Regions from separate parts of the Homo sapiens genome. Here region 2 is linked to region 1. A link is an interaction called in ENCODE POLR2A ChIA-PET data of the cell type or tissue named here. Cell type or tissue: Panc1. All regions are shown on one strand. Region 1 overlaps JARID2 (jumonji and AT-rich interaction domain containing 2). Region 2 overlaps JARID2 (jumonji and AT-rich interaction domain containing 2).

The links. Peaks named below come from ENCODE experiments on the same cell type or tissue, not always from the same donor. Only the 100,000 strongest peaks of a DNase experiment are listed, where the experiment ranks them.
Region 2: POLR2A ChIA-PET joins it to region 1 with 13 read pairs; 6 of 35 experiments call an interaction of 5 or more read pairs at or near these places.

Annotation. Positions count from the first base shown.
Region 1 is chr6:15,281,829-15,289,828 of GRCh38, forward strand. The region is part of intron 1 of JARID2 (jumonji and AT-rich interaction domain containing 2); the gene reads left to right. Among named protein-coding and RNA genes, the nearest start is that of JARID2-AS1, 37 kb to the left of the region's middle. RefSeq lists enhancers at 5,918-5,967, 5,988-6,037. In Panc1, no CTCF peak of the experiment used is centred here; a DNase peak (open chromatin) is centred at 4,220.
Region 2 is chr6:15,345,273-15,353,272 of GRCh38, forward strand. The region is part of intron 1 of JARID2 (jumonji and AT-rich interaction domain containing 2); the gene reads left to right. Among named protein-coding and RNA genes, the nearest start is that of JARID2-AS1, 100 kb to the left of the region's middle. In Panc1, no CTCF peak of the experiment used is centred here; no DNase peak of the experiment used is centred here.

The DNA of each region.
Region 1 (8,000 bases):
GTTTGCTTTAAAACATTTCTGTCCATACACCTTTCAAACATATGGTAATATTAGCATATGATTGAATTGGAAGTGCAGGGTCCAGGGTATGTGCTCTGTGTGTGTGTGTGTGTGTGTGTGTGTGTGTGTGTGTGTGTTTGAGACAGAGTCTTGCTCAGTTGCCAAGGCTGGAGTGCAGTGGCATGATCTCAGCGAACTGTAACCTTTGCCTCCCGAGTTCAGACCATTCTTGTGTGGTAGCTGGGACTACAGGTGTGCAGTGCACCATCATGCTCGACCAATTTCTGTATTTTAAGTAGAGACCAGGTTTCACCATGTTGCCCAGGCTGGTCTTGAACTCCTGGTCTCAGGTGATCCGCCCACCTTGGCATCCCAAAGTGCTGAGATTACAGGCGTGAGCCACAGCGCCTGTCATGTGCTGTTTTAGAGTAGGAAGAAATTTTTTCCTTCCGAAAACCTTCAGCCAATCTACACACCCACTAACAGCATATGAGAGTCTTTATTTTCCTCCCTTCTTGCCAACACTTAGCATTATACAGCTTCTTTGGTTTTTGCTAATAAATATCACTCATCATTGTCTTAATTTGCATTTCTCTGTTCTCAGCCTTTTTCGTTGGTCTGTCAGCTGTCCATATTTTTTTTCTTCATAACTTTTATCCACTATTATATTGGGTTGTTGGTTTCTTTCTCTCTCTCTTTTGTTCTCTCTCTTTCTCTCTCTGTCTTTGTCTTTCTCTCTTTCTCTTTTGTCTCTCCCCCTCTCCTCTCTTTCTTCCTCTTCTCTTCTCTTTTCTTTCCTCAGTTTCGCTCTTGTTGCCCAGGCTGAAGTGCAATGGCGAGATCTCAGCTCACCGCAACCTCCACCTCCTGGGTTCCTATTCTCCTGCCTCAGCCTCCCAAGTAGCTGAGATTACAGGCATGCGCCACCATGCTCAGCTAATTTTGTATTTTTAGTAGAGACAGGGTTTCTCCATGTTGGTCAGGCTGGTTTTGAACTCCCGACCTCAAGTGATCGGTCCACCTCGGCCTCCCAAAGTGCTGGGATTACAGGCGTGAGCCACCCCGCCCGGTCTGATTGTTGGTCTTTTTCTTATGACTTTTTGTCAGAGCACTTCATGTTCCTGAAATCTATCTATCTATCTATTTTTTTATTTTTTTTATTTTTTTTGAGACGGAGTCTCACTCTGTTGCCCAGGCTGGAGTGTAGTGGCGCGATCTTGGCTCACTGTAAGCTCTGCCTCCCGGGTTCTTGCCATTCTCCTGCCTCAGCCTCCCGAGTAGCTGGGACTACAGGCGCCCGCCACCACGCCCGGCTAATTTTTTGTATTTTTATTAGAGACGGGGTTTCACCGTGTTAGCCAGGACGGTCTCGATCTGCCGACCTTGTGATCTGCCCACCTTGGCCTCCCAAAGTGCTGGGATTACAGGTGTGAGCCACTGCGCCCGGCCGTTCTGGTATTTATTGAATATGTCGCAAATATTGTCTCCTAGTCTGTCCTTTGTCCTTTAAGTATTTTTTTTTTTTTTTTTGAGATGGAGTCTCACTCTGTGGCTCAGGCTGGAGCACAATAGCGTGATCGCGGCTTACTGCAAGCTCCACCTCCTGGGTTCATGCCATTCTCCTGCCTCAGCCTCCCGAGTAGCTGGGACTACAGGCATGCACCAGCTACGCCCGGCTAATTTTCTTGTATTTTTATTAGAGACGGGATTTCACCGTGTTAGCCAGGACGGTCTCGATCTGCCGACCTTGTGCTCCGCCCGCCTGGGCCTCCCAAAGTGCTGGGATTACAGGCGTGAGCCACCGTGCCCGGCCATTCTGATATTTATTAAATATGTTGCAAATATTTTCTTCTAGTCTGTCCATTGTCCTTTAAGTATTTTTTTTTTTTTTTTTTGAGATGGAGTGTCACTCTGTTGCCCAGGCTGGAGTGCAGTAGCGCGATCACGGCTCACTGCAAGCTCCACCTCCTGGGTTCATGCCATTCTCCTGCCTCAGCTTCCTGAGTAGCTGGGACTACAGGCGCCTGCCACCATGCCCGGCTAATTTTTTTTGAATTTTTAGTAGAGATGGGGTTTCACCATGTTAGCCAGGATGGTCTCCATCTCCTGACCTCATAATCTGCCAGCCTCAGCCTCTCAAAGTGCTGGGATTACAGGCGTGAGCCACTGCATCCAGCCTCCTTTAAGTATGTTTATAGTGTTTTTTCTTTCATAGAAGTTTTAAATTTTTCTGTAGTTCAGTTTGGTTTTCTTTTATGGGTTTTATGTCTTTGCTTAGGAATGCTTCTGTGACGCCAAGAATACGAAAATGTTCTGAGAAATTATCTTTCTTTTTATTACCTCCCATTGAGCTAAACACCACCCTCCAGCTTGCACTCTCCCATCACCCTACCCACTAAATTGATATGGAATTTACTTCTCTGGAATCCTCAAAAATGATTTCTTCTTTCAGCCACATATTATGGATGTCTTAGGGTTTATTCCTGTTGAAGTCCCAAATGGTGTAATTTTTCAAGTCTTGGCATACATTGATTGTTATGTCCATCAGTATTCTGTGTTAAATAATGTTTTCATACATCCCATGGATATATAGGAAACAGCTCTGGGCTATACTCCAGAGTTCCCAGACTCAGGATCCACTTAAATAAAAATCTAGGTAAATTCCCTTTTAGTTTTATAATCCTTTTTTTTTTTTTTTTGAGACGAAGTCTTGCTCTTGTTTCCCAGGCTGGAGTGTAATGGCGCGATTCCGGGTTCCAGCGATTCTCCTGCCTCAGCCTCCCAAGTAGCTGGGATTACAGGCGCCTGCCAACACGCTTGGCTAATTTTTGTATTTTTAGTAGAGACGGGGTTTTACCATATTGGCGAGGCTGGTCTTGAACTCCTGACTTCAGGTGATCCACCCACCTCAGCCTCCCAAAGTGCTGGGATTACAGGTGTGAGCCACTGTGCCTGGCTGTTTTATAATCCTTCATAAGAAAGGACAAAATAAGGTTGAAAAAGAGTTAACATCCATTATGCTATTGTGTTTACTTTTGAAAGGCAGCAAACATAAAGCTAGGAGCTTGCCCTTCAACAAACAGCTTTAGTTGGGTCTGGTAGAGTCACCCTAAGAACTGGCTCTGCGCCCCTCACCTGGATTGCAGTCACTGCTTGCTCTCATCTGTTGTACATATTTAGCATTCATGAAATTTCTTTTAAATGATGTAACTGCTTTGAAAACATTTCAGAACAATTGCATTGAATTGAACTTTTGCATTAATGTGAGTCTTTCTGGGTTTTTTTTTTTTTTTTTTTTTGAAAGGAAGTCTTGCTCTTGTTCTCCAGACTGGAGTGCAATGGCACGATCTTGGCTCACTGCAACCTCCGCCTCTGGGGTTCAAGCGATTCTCTTGCCTCAGCCTCCTGAGTAGCTGGGATTACAGGCACCTGCCACCACGCCCAGCTAATTTTTGTATTTTTTGTTTGTTTGTTTTAGTAGAGACTGGGTTTTACCATGTTGGCCAGGCTGGTCTCCAACTGCTAACCTCAGGTGATCCGCCTGCCTCGGCCTCCTAAAGTGCTGGGATTACAGGCGTGAGCCACCGCGCCCAGCCGTCAGTGTACTTTAAGTATATTTTCATTATGCAATTAATTACAATATGGGAAGTCAGTTAACTAGGTTATTACTTTGTGAAGTAAAGTTAAACATCTGGTCATAGAATGACTTAAAAATGACAAATAAGGAAAAAAATACATATATATATATATAACATGAGGTAAAGTTAAACCCAGATAGAGGGTATCATTGCTTTCATGCGTGGACTTTGAAATTGCTTTTTATTCCTGAGACCTTTTCTAGTTCTCTAACATGTTCCCCAATAAACGAGGTTAGAGGATAACAATTCTAGAAAAGAAGGCAGCATCTCGTAAGTCATTCCACATTGCATACAGTAAGTGTGATTTCTAGCCATGCATCCTTTTAAAAAAATTCATCTTGCAATAAAAGAATTTGGAGAGCCTTTGGAATCTTGTATAAAGGAATTTTGCTGGCATAAAACATGCATTATGTATCACACTTGTATTTTAAAGCCCACTTGATGAAAGAGCAGCAGGTTGACAGTGGTTGACTCAACAACCTGCAATTTCTGATGTATAACTATGAGCAGTGGGATTATTCTTTGTAACTTGGTTATATGAAGTTTGAAGTTTTTCCTTTCAGTGCAGTGTTTCCTTTTTCTTGTTTGTTTGTTTCCTGAGTCTCACTCTGTCTCCCAGGCTGGAGTGCAGTAGCGCCATCTACAAGCCAATTGCTTGACTCTCCTTTGGGTGAGTGGCTAAGTAAGTTAACAAGTACAAACAACAGAAATGCTTTCTTTGAAAATGTGAGACTTCAATAATAGAATGTGAGTTAGAATAGCAATCTAATTTTATAATTGGAAGAATTCTTTTTTTTTTTTTTTGAGATGAAGTCTCACTTTGTCACCCGAGTTGGAGTGCAGTGGTGTGATCTCGGCTCACTGCAACCTCTGCTTCCCGGATTCAAATGATTCTCTGCCTCAGCCGCCCGAGTAGCTGGGATTACAGGTGCCCACCACCACACCCGGCTAATTTTTGTATTTTTACTAGAGACGGGGTTTCACCATGTTGACCGGGCTGTTCTTGAACTCCTGACCTCATGATCCACCCGCCTTGGCCTCCCAAAGTGCTGGGATTACAGGCATGAGGTACAGTGCCCGGCTCATTGCAGTGTTTCGATTGAAATTTTGCTGGCAGAGCGTGGTGGCTCACGCCTGTATTCCCAGCACTTTGGGAGGCCGAGACGGGCGGATCACGAGGTCAGGAGATCGAGAGCATCCTGGCTAACACGGTGAAACCCCGTCTCTAATAAAAATACAAAAAAAATTAGCTGGGTGTGGTGGCAGGCGCCTGTAGTCCCAGCTACTTGGGAGGCTGAGGCAGGAGAATGGCGTGAACCCGGGAGGCAGAGCTTGCAGTGAGCCGAGACCATGCCACTGCACTCCAGCCTGGGCGACAGAGCGAGACTCCATCTCAAAAAAAAAAAAAGCGCCTCTTAATAGAAGGTAATAGGAATAACAGCCATCCATATTACAACTGCTGCCTCTTTCCCATTGTCAGAAAAATAATAAATACAAAATTAGCTGGCTGTGGTGGCAGGCGCCTGTAATCCCAGCTACTCCGGAGGCTGAGGCAGGATAATCTTGAACCTGAGGCTTGAACCTGGGAGGCGGAGGTTGCGGTCAGCCCAGATGGCGTCATTGAACTCCAGCCTGGGCAACAAGAGTGAAACTCTCATCTCAAAAAAAAAGAAAACACAAACAAACAAACAAACAAAAAAACCCCTCTTGATCCTTTCTTTCCTTGTTCTCTAATCATAGGTTCTTTTTCCTAAAAGTGCTTTTGCAATCGGGTGAAATGTGTGACCCCTTCTTAAAATATTTCCAAATACTTTTTTAAGTAAAATACCCAGGATTACAGAGGGGACCCATGACATTGAAATATAGCCATCAAAATGATAAAGAACAAATTTGTGATATGGTAATATGTTTCTTTGTCCTTTGTTGAATAACAAGTCCTCATAGTGGGTCTAATTATTGTAATTTTAAAATAATGATGTTATTTCAAGATAATCTGCAACCACTGTAAATCAGTATAAGAGTATTTGCAATTTTTTGTGTTGATACCAAACTCACACAGAATTACATTTTTGGTGTGTGGCGTATATTCAAAATATAAGGGAATGTTACATTTCAGCAAGAGATTGGTGAAAGTGAATATGGGACTGTTTCCCTATTCAAGTTCACAGACTTCAGAACCTCTGAGAATCTCTTTTCCTTCTTCCTGCAGTTGCTGCCTTTGTCTGGAGCTATCCCACTGTTGTCAGGGGAGTCTTACCTTGGCCTTAGCTTCGGTGTCATTTCCTCGAGGAGACATGTCTAGGTTAGGAGCCCATGTTAAACATGCCCATAGCTGCACCCTCTACTCATTTCAGCACTTTGAATCATGGACATTTATGAAAAGCATTGTATAATACCCACTTCCCCATTTGTGAGCTCTGTGAGCTTTCGGGGTGTGGTGACTGTTTCTGCCCCATTTACCGTTGATCTGCCAGTACCTAGCACAGTGTCACAGGCAGCCTTTGAATACTTGTATCTTGGATGACACAAATAGCAGTTGAGGCAGATGGAACAAAGCTTGTGAGAAAAGCTCAGGAGGTGTGACAGTCCCAAAGAGTGACCACCACGGCAAAGGGGAAGGCACATTGGTGGTATGGTGGCATATTAGGCCATTCTTGGATTGCTCTAAGGAATACCTCAGATTGGGTAATTTATAAAGAAAAGAGGTTTAATTGGCTCTTAGTTTGCAGGCTGTACACAAAACATGGCTGCTTAGCTTCTGGGGAAGCCTCTGGGAGTTTTTGCTCATGGCAGAAGGTGGGAGGGGTGGGAGCAGGCACCTCACATGGTCAGGAGGTGGGGGTTGGAGAAAAGGGGAGATGCCACACAATTTTTAAACACCCAGATATCACAAGAACTCTCATTCACGATTGCTAGGACAGCACCAAGCCATGAGGGATCCACCCCTATGACCCAGACACTTCCTGCCAGGCCCTGTCCCCCAACACTGGACATTACATTTCAACATGAAATTTGAGTGGGGACAAATATCTGAACTATATCAAGCGAGTGCCCAACGTTATTACTTGTTTGTCTGAATCTTTGCAGTGGAATATAAGATCCACAAGGGTGGGATTTTATATGTTAGCTGTTTATAGTTTATATGAAGATAGTCTGATTGTTTCTCAGTGGCTCACACATAGTAAGTGGCCAGTATGTTTCACATGTATTATATCAGTGTGTACTTTATTCAGGCCTCAGCTTGATCCTTTGCAAAAATGAGGGAGTTCCCTCCTAAGACCCCTTTGAGCTTCTATTGAAGTCTTTTTCTTCTCTCTACAGTTAAAGGAGATCTTATTGTAGGGCATAACTAGGCCCTGTGGGGTTACAATGGTGAATCTTACTTGGATTTTGCCTCCTGGCGAGGTGAAGAAGGGTCTACCCTTAAAGCAGCTAGTAAGCTCTGGTACCCAAGCCGGAGATGAGTCAGCTTCTCTCGTTAGTGAGCAGTGGATAGTGGAGCTCAGACTGAGGGACTGGGGGCAAGGAGCAGGGGTGGTTGTCCAAGCCACGGAGGGAGGAGAAGTGTCACCACTGGGGACAGCACAGACAAATGAATGATCTTGATTGGGGTTGGTGAAACCCCGTTAACAGTTAATCCAACGAGGTGGCACTTGAGCTGGGGCTTGAAGAAGTGAATATGATTTCCTCCAGCAGAAGGGTAAGTCCAAGGGAAGCATCGAGGGACACAAGAATAATGAAGAGTCAGCACCATAAGGCAGGGCGAGAGCAAAATAAATAAATAAAAAAGAATAATGAAAAATAGTTAAGAATGGTGCATGCAGAACACTGTCAGCAGTAGTCTGGTGTCCTTCTTTTGTGGGTAACTGTCTAAAAAGAAAATCTTTTATTTTGTTACATAAAGCCAATTCTTCTATTTTTTAAATCGTTTGTTACTATTATATTAAAATAGAGACAGGTCTTGCTGTGTTGCCCAGGCTGGTCTCAAACTCCTGGGCTCAAGCAATCCTCCCGCTTCGGCCTCTTAAAGTGCTGGGATTACAGGCATGAGCCACTGCCCAGCCCCTTCTTACTCTTTAAATTGTAAAAAAAAAAAACCATGTTTTAAGGCCGGGCGCAGTGAGTCACATCTGTAATCCCAGCACTTTGGGAGGATGAGGTGGGTCACTTGAGGTCAGGAGTTTGAGACCAGCTTTGTCAACAAGGTAAAACCCTGTCTCTACTAAAAATACACACGGGCGTGGTGGTGTATTCCTGTAATCCCAGCTGTTCAGGAGGCTGAGGCAGGAGAATCACTTGAACCCAGGAGGCGGAGGTTGCAGTAAGCTGAGATGGTGCCACTGCACTCCAGCCTGGGTGAGA
Region 2 (8,000 bases), 63 kb after region 1:
ATGTGTACCTGAATCTCTTTTGGAAGTACAAAAATTCACCAAGTTGGTACCTCCGGCTACCCAACTCTGATATGGAAACCTGGGGTGATCTGCTGTCAATTACGAGTTGCACCTCAGCTAGAGAACCGTTGTTAATTTATTTGTCCTCTAATTGAAAATCTGGAGCTCGAGCTTACTCATTGATCTTGGTCTAGTTACTGTATTCCCATCCTTTCCTGTGTAATTGAGAAAGAGCTTTTGATAGGAAGTAGTATATGGAAAAGTAATTCAACCTCTTGGAATTTTCAACTAAAATTCAGTTCATAATTAAACATATTAATTTATTTAATATTATTCGTTCCCATTGCTGGGACCGAAATAAGACCATAAGTGCATTTTATACATTTTCTAGCTTTTATAAGTTTGCTTCCTTTAAAATACCGATTTTGACTTTATTCCTCTTAGATGGAAATTTTCTGAGAAAGAATTCCATTTTCTTACGTTTTCTTAGAGTTACATGGGCAACATTGTAGTTCAGCACAGCCCTTGGGTTGCTGGGAGTCTGTTACTGGGTCATTGAGCCTTGGGTGGACCAGAAGGCTCACACTGATGAAGCCTTGGGAAGGGAACTGCCTGGGATTGAATCTCTGCTCTGCTGCTTATCCAGGTTTGCAACTTGGGATAAGTTAGCTTTTCTTTCATGGAGTGGTGATATATGAAACATACATTCCGTAAGTGTTCGTGGTTTTGTTGTCGTTCAGCTGTCTGTATTAGAAATAATGAATTATTATTCAGTGATTTTTCCTGTCTGATAAAAGTCTGTTGTCAGATGTAGATTGGACGCTTAGAGGTTCAGGGTCTTTCATCTAGTTAAATGCGCATTAAAGCATCTATTTGGTGAACATTACTTTTGTGGCATAAAATAGTTTAAATGTGCTTCCCAAAGATCCTGGCTTCCATTAAGATATTCATTTATTCATTAGGAGAGTAATTCATTTTTTATTACACAGTAGCTTATAGCAGGTGTTAGAAACTCCAGTTAACACTAATGGCAATCAGCATTTAACTTTTTTCTTTACTGTCTGCTGTTTTGTGGTTTTCCACCATTTATTCTTAATTGTCATATATAGTGGAAGTAATTAAATCCATGAGTCGCCTCCTCTTGTTATAAATGTTTGTACCCCTTTTAAGTTTGCTTGGCTTTCTCAGATTCTGGTTTCAATTAACATGCTTATGATTTTCTGGGTTTGCAGGGCAGATTAGTAGGCTTTGGTGTGGCTTTTTTCTTTCTTCCTTTCTGCCTTTACGCGTTTGGTTGATGCATCTGTGTACCTAACCCACTTCTCTGGGAGAGGGGATGTGGAGCCATCGTTTTGTCTTGATCTCCAGGAGCCTTGCTTGATTTTGTTTGTTCTGCTCTAACAACGTCTGGATGCTTGTAGTGACCAGCTTGTAGTGGTCAAGTTATTCCTATTGAAGTAATTGTAATTTTTTTTTTTTTTTTGAGACAGTCTTGCTTTGTCACCCAGTCTGGAGCGCAGTGGTGTGATCTCGGTTCACTGCAACCTCCACCTCCTGGGTTCAAGCAGTGCTCCTTCCTCTGCCTCCCAAGTAGCTAGGAATACAGGTGCTTGCCACCACACCCATCTAATTTTTGTATTTTTAGTAGAGACAGGGTTTCACCATGTTGGCTAGGCTGCTCTCGAACTCCTGACCTTGTGATCTGCCTGCCTCAGCCTCCCAAAGTGCCGGGATTACAGGTGTGAGCCACCATTCCCTGGCAGTAATTGTAATATTTTATATCAGAAGAAAAGATAGGTAGACTGTTTTCTTAAAGCAGTATTTGTCATCCCTGAGACATTTCGTGGTTAAGAACATGAGAACACATGTGAAGTAACTAAATATTCAGCAGCTACTATATATTTAAGTAGTTGGGTTGAGAATTTAGCTATAATTTATGGGCAGAATGAGGATATGGGGAAAAGAAGGACCCAGGTAGGTGGTGAAATGCTATCCTAAACCTTTTGAAAGTATTTAGAAAGGAAGTATGTTGATGAAATGCAGGACTTAACGAGAATGTGTGTGGGGAGGTGGTGGGAAGTATGGGAGAAGTGCACATGCTTGATGATGAGAGAAATGATTATTTTGTTTCATGCAAGCAAGCATTCTTCTCAGTATTTTAACCTTTTAAACCATCAGAATTCATTTTGCCTTCCCTGATTCCTCACGTGGTTGGTGAGCATTTGAGAAAAATATTTTATTTTCCATGATATGTGTTTAGATTCCTGGGTATACTCTCTAATGTATTATTGTTGAGCTTGTGTAAGAAAATGAGATGAAGAATGAGATATTCTTCACCAATTACACCAATGACTTTTTAAAAAGTAGAATTCTGTTGGGGTTTAAACATTTCCACTTTGTGTATGTTGGTGGTGATGGCTCAAAAATCCTTTACTGGACAAGGAAGTATATTCATTTATTTTTCAGAGCGGATCTCGCTCTGTCACGCAAGCTGGAGTGCAGTGGCGCTATCATGGCTCACAATAGCCTCTTCCTCCAGGCCTCAAGTGGAGGCTCAAGTAGAGGCTCACAATAGCCTCTACCTTCCTGCCACCTCAGCCTTGCAAATAGCTGGGATCACAGGTGCATGCCACCATGCCCAGTTGATTTTAAAAATGTTTTTGTATTGATGCTGTCTTCCTATTTTGCCCAGGCTGGTCTTGAACTCCTGGGCTCAAGAGGAAGCATCCAAAGTGCTGGGTTACAGGTGTGAGCCACCACACCCAGCTGCAAGGAAGTTTAGTTATTTTATTTTTCTTATAATTATTATTATTTTTGTTTTGTTCTGTTTTTTTTTTGAGATGGAGTCTAGCTCTGTCACCCAAGCTGTAGTGCAGTGGTGTGATCTCGGCTCACTGCAATGTCCGCCTCCTGGGTTCAAGCAATTCTCCTGCCTCAGCCTCCCGAATAGCTGGGATTACAGCCGCCCGCCACCACACCCGGCTAATTTTTATATTTTTAGTAGAGATGGGCTTTCACCATGTTGGCCAGTCCGGTCTGGAACTCCTGACCTCGTGATCAGTCTGCCTCAGCCTCCCAAAGTGTTGGGATTACAGGCGTGAGCCACGGCACCTGGCCAATTATTTCTTTTAATTCTATTTTTTTCTATGAATATTCTTTGCAGTAGATAATCTTTGTGTGGAGGGGTTCTCAGTATTTTTTAAATTATATTTTATAAACTTCCATGGGCTGGGACTGGTTCAGAGTCTTCATAAGCTCATAGAAATGCTTTAAAGTTTGAACTTAATTAAATTTTTTTTTCTAGAAGTTAACTTGTGGGTTTTCTTTTCCTCTTCTCTTCAGTTATACTTGAAAAGGTAGAGAGAATTGCTCTTGCTTTCTTCTCGAGTATAAAAATGTCAAACATTGTTCTTTATTCTTCGCTGAAACCATACAGGTAAAAAGCCCACAGTCAAGCTTTTGCAGACCCAGCTCCCAGCTAGATGAGAAGCAGCTGCAACAGGAGAACTAGCGTGGGGAGCTCTAACCAGAGTAGGCTTTGCTGTTTAGGTTTAGTGGTTGCTATTTTCTACCTCTTTGTGAATGGAGAGGTGGAGGCGGATGAATTAAGCCAATTAATTGGAAAAGAAATACTTACTTCAGTAGCATACCATCTGAAGCAATAGGATGGAAGTTTAAGACTTGTTAATTAAGACCATGAAAGAACTCCATGGACAATGTTGAAAAGGGTTTTCACATTAACTGTGTGTGTATTAGGAAGGGAAAAATGTTTTCACTGAGATTCCTGAAACCATATTGCAACATGAGTTTCCCTCTTGACCTTGCAGCTTATGTTGGTCTGCTTTTCAATATTAAAAGAAAAATGTGGATCCCATCTATGAAGTCATAGCTCATTTAGGGGTGATGTGGTAGATAGGTCCTGGTTAGTTTTGAAGGACCTAATTGCTATATTAGGTTTTATTTTCTAATCCAAGATGGTGACTTTTTGTTGGAGGTGGGAGATACTAAAGAAAAATGTTCCATCTGGATGGAATTTTGTGGGCAGGTAAGTTTTTAGTGTCTCCATCCACAACCACAACAACATTGTGTGCCCTAATTAGTTACGTGTGTGAAGTGGGCCTAACTGGAGTAGCCAGTGAGAATGACTTGGACGTTTTCAGAAGAATTATTTGCAGGTTGGAAAATTCTCACTTCTATTTCCAGGATTGTTCAGTCTGGAGGAACAGTACAAATTAAAGTGCACTGTTTTAGAAGTGGGACTGGATTTTGGCATTGGCAGCTCCATAATTGTAGTTTTGGCCAAAGATCACTGATGGCTTTTGACTCATCACGCGTGAGGAGCTCCTGCAGGAATGCTGAAGAAAAAAGGAAGGGATTCCATGAAGGGAAGTAAAAACCAGAGCAGAAACACCGAGCTTCCCAGTTCCTCTCCCCCACCACCCCTTACGCTAGTGCTGCATTCTATCAAAAGACAGAAGGAAAGATGAAGGCTGGGGATGCTACCTCCTTCCCGCAAGCAATGCCTTATTCTGGCCTTCAGCTTAATACATCATCTCTTCTAGCTTGAATCCTTGCAGGTACTCTTTTTTGGAGATGAGACGGACACCGTTGAAATGTATATACAATGACAGAGTTTATTCTCAGGCTATGATTCTGCGTCTTTTGCTAAGGATGTCAAATCTGGATATTCTCGGTTCTTGTGGTCCCGTATTATTGGTTAGATGAGGAAAGTTAACAGAGATGGGTTGAGTGGAAGTAGCTGGGCCCACCATGTCCTGGATCTTAATGTTGGATAAGTCTGCTGTATTGTTTGTTGAACTCTGCAAGCCCAGCATCTGTTTTAACACGCGGCTGGAATTTGGGGAGACAGCCCTTTCCATCAAGCTTGAGGCTGTGACCTGAGGCATACATCAGTAACGTCACAGAATCATGATCAGAAAGGTCTAAGGGTGAAGTCACAGAATCATGATCAATAAGATCTAAGGGACTGGGAAACCAATATGCTGTTATTTTTGTGCTGCATGTTGACCAAGCACCTGAAATGAAGGAAATAAGCTGTGTTTTGCAGGATTTCTGATGAAGGCAGACCTCACCTGGCTCACTCAGTTTCTCCGTGTCTTGAGCTGGAGATGTTAATCAAAACGTGCATCTAATCAGGTGTTCGTCTTCATTAGTAACACGGAGACTCTATAGCTAGTGGGAAGAACTTTGGTGTTACTGACTTAGCTGATTCCAAGATGTGCTCGGTATTCACATTTTAAAATGCCTAAAATGACAAACAACCCATTTGCATCAGTCACCTTGTTCTCATAGCCTGAGTATGAGTGAATTTGGTCCAGGTTGTTCATAACCTCATCACTTCCTTATAGTCATCGTTGGGCCTTCACTGATTGCATTTAATTGCTATTTAAACAAGATTCACATGGATTTCATTTCAATGCCAAATCATAGTTTAAGGTTTTTTTTTTTTTTTTTTTGAATTAACAAAGGCATAGAAACTGAGTGGCAGCAGGCTGTACATTTGATTTTAGTGAAATATTTGGTGTGGGAGGAATGACCAAAATTTCACTTTTGATTGCAAAATAACTCCCAAATATTTTTGGCAACCTAGTAACAGGAAGACGGTCCTCAAAGTTATGTTAGGTCCTCAAGGATTGCTTACTTATTCCAGGGTAGCTGGAGGCAGGAGAAACTGCCACATCCTTGTACTGAAAGAGATTTCAAAGTAAAAAAAAAAAAAGCAGATATCTTGGATTAAGGGTTACTAAATAGCAGTCATGTTTTCAATTTGAGTGGTATGTAATAAAATACAAATTTCATATTTGAAGGTGCCTTTTTGGTTAACGAAGAGGATGTTGCTGAAGACCTACTGTGCTCATCAGGTATGAGGAAAATAGAGGTCACCCCAGGGAGCCTATAGATTAGTAGGTGAGCCAAGCATTTCTGAGTAATACCAACAGTAACTAATGCTCTAATAGGGTCTGGTAAAAACTTCTCTGAGGTAAAGAGATGCTGAAAGGTGAATATGAGTGAGTGAGGGGAAAAGCTGGGAGGATTCCGGTCAACCTCTTGTTTTTGTTCCCACCAATAGCTACCAGGTAGGGATTGCTGGATTAAATAAAACTGGAAACCTTCCTTCTAGCTGGGGTCCTCATGGAAAGACACTGGCCTCATGGAGCAGGAGGCCTGGGTCTCATCCCTGCTCTGCTCCAGAGGGGTTCAAATGAGCAGATCTTTCTGGGTCCCACTTTCCTCATGTAAAATGGAGGGGTGGCAAATGTTGGTGCATGTGTAGCGTCTGATGCTAGGAGTAGGTGCATTTATATCACACAAGGCTACCGACTTGCACCTGTGTTCTGGGAGCCAATCCTATTCACCACTGGATTTAATTTGCTCTTCTTGGGGAAGTGACCAATGTATGGATTCAACTGGGAAGTTATCCTGGGCTTCTGATGAGTTGCTGTGTGGTCCAGAGAGGCACACACTTTTGTGCAGCCTTATAAAATGGGATGTTTTGGCATCTGTAGCTGCTTCCCTTGGCAGGGAGCAATGGCCTGAGTCACTCACCCTCTTGGTTCTTCCAAGTGCTCTCCACTCCCCGCTTCCCTCTGCTGATGACATACCAGGAGATTCTTCAAACTAGTGTTGACTTGGCTTGAGAGATGGTATTAAAGAGCAGTTACTACTGTACATATCCTTTTAAAAAAGGATAATCACTGCGCCGAATCTGAGGCTGTGAGGCATTTAAAATTGATGTTGATATTTCTTCCTTTTTAATTTTTTTCAGTAATAGTTCTCCCTCTTTTCTGTCCGACGTAAGGGAGGAACACAGCTAGCTCTTCATTGCAGGCTTATCTTCCCCGTTGCCCTCCTGAAATCCTGTTAGTTTCTTGAACCCAAATTTATTGACATATTATTCATTATAACAGAAAATATTAAAGGCTGCTAAAATCTGAGCCATCATGCTTAGCTGAGATTCCTGAAAGACTATAATTTTAACAAGGAAGGCTCTCTTGTTAAGAAACTATGTAGCCCCCCGCCTCTCCACCCCGTTCTTAATATTAATGTTACATTGTCCTCTGTCTGTAAGCTGTTTCCTGATAACGTGCATTGTCATTGGAGAGGAAGACTATTCTTCCCCCAGCTCAGATGTAGATTACTAAGTAAAAAGTCCCCAGAGGACCACATGACCACATGATCCAGGAATCAGAATAGTGAAGGGAAGGCTCCAAGCATGGCCTGGGAGGTCTAAGTCAGGGATACAAATGAAGCTCTGCATCTTGGGGTTTCCTTGCAGATCCTTTTCCTGTGCTTCAGTCCTTTCCACCTTACTCTCCCTTAACGTCCTGGAAACATGAAGTTGTCTGAGTGTCTATTAAGTAGTTCACTTGGCTGTCATGTAGGGAGCAGACAATGATGGTGTGCTTCCAGCAGGCAGAACAGTTCAAAGGCAGGGTGCAACCTCTGCTTTTCCCCCCTCAGACATGACTGTAAGTCTAAATTCACTGTAAATAATGTGTACAGTGGAATAAGTTTTGTAAATAAATACGCATAGCATAGCGCCACGAGGTTACTTATTACAGCTGCAAAGGGCTATTGAGACATCAATACATCTTTTGCTTTTATTGGTGAACAATACTCTGTTGCATGGATATGTCCCATTTTATGCATTCATGAGTTGATGGACACTTGGCTGGGTGGTTTCCATGTTATCGTCATGATGAATAATGGTGCTGTGAACATTTGTAAGCAAGTTTTGGTGTGGACTGTTTTTCACTTTTGGGTGTATGCCAGAGAATTGAATTTCTGGGTCACATGGCAACTGTTTAACCTTTTGAGTAATAGCCTTTTGAGTATTTTTCAGAGCCACCGTATCATTTTACACTCCCACTGCTGTTTGAGGTTCCAGTTTCTCTGCATCCTTTCCAATACTTGTTGCCTGTCTTTTTAGAAAAATAGTTATTGTAGTAGGTGTGAAGTGGTATCGCATTGCTGTTTTA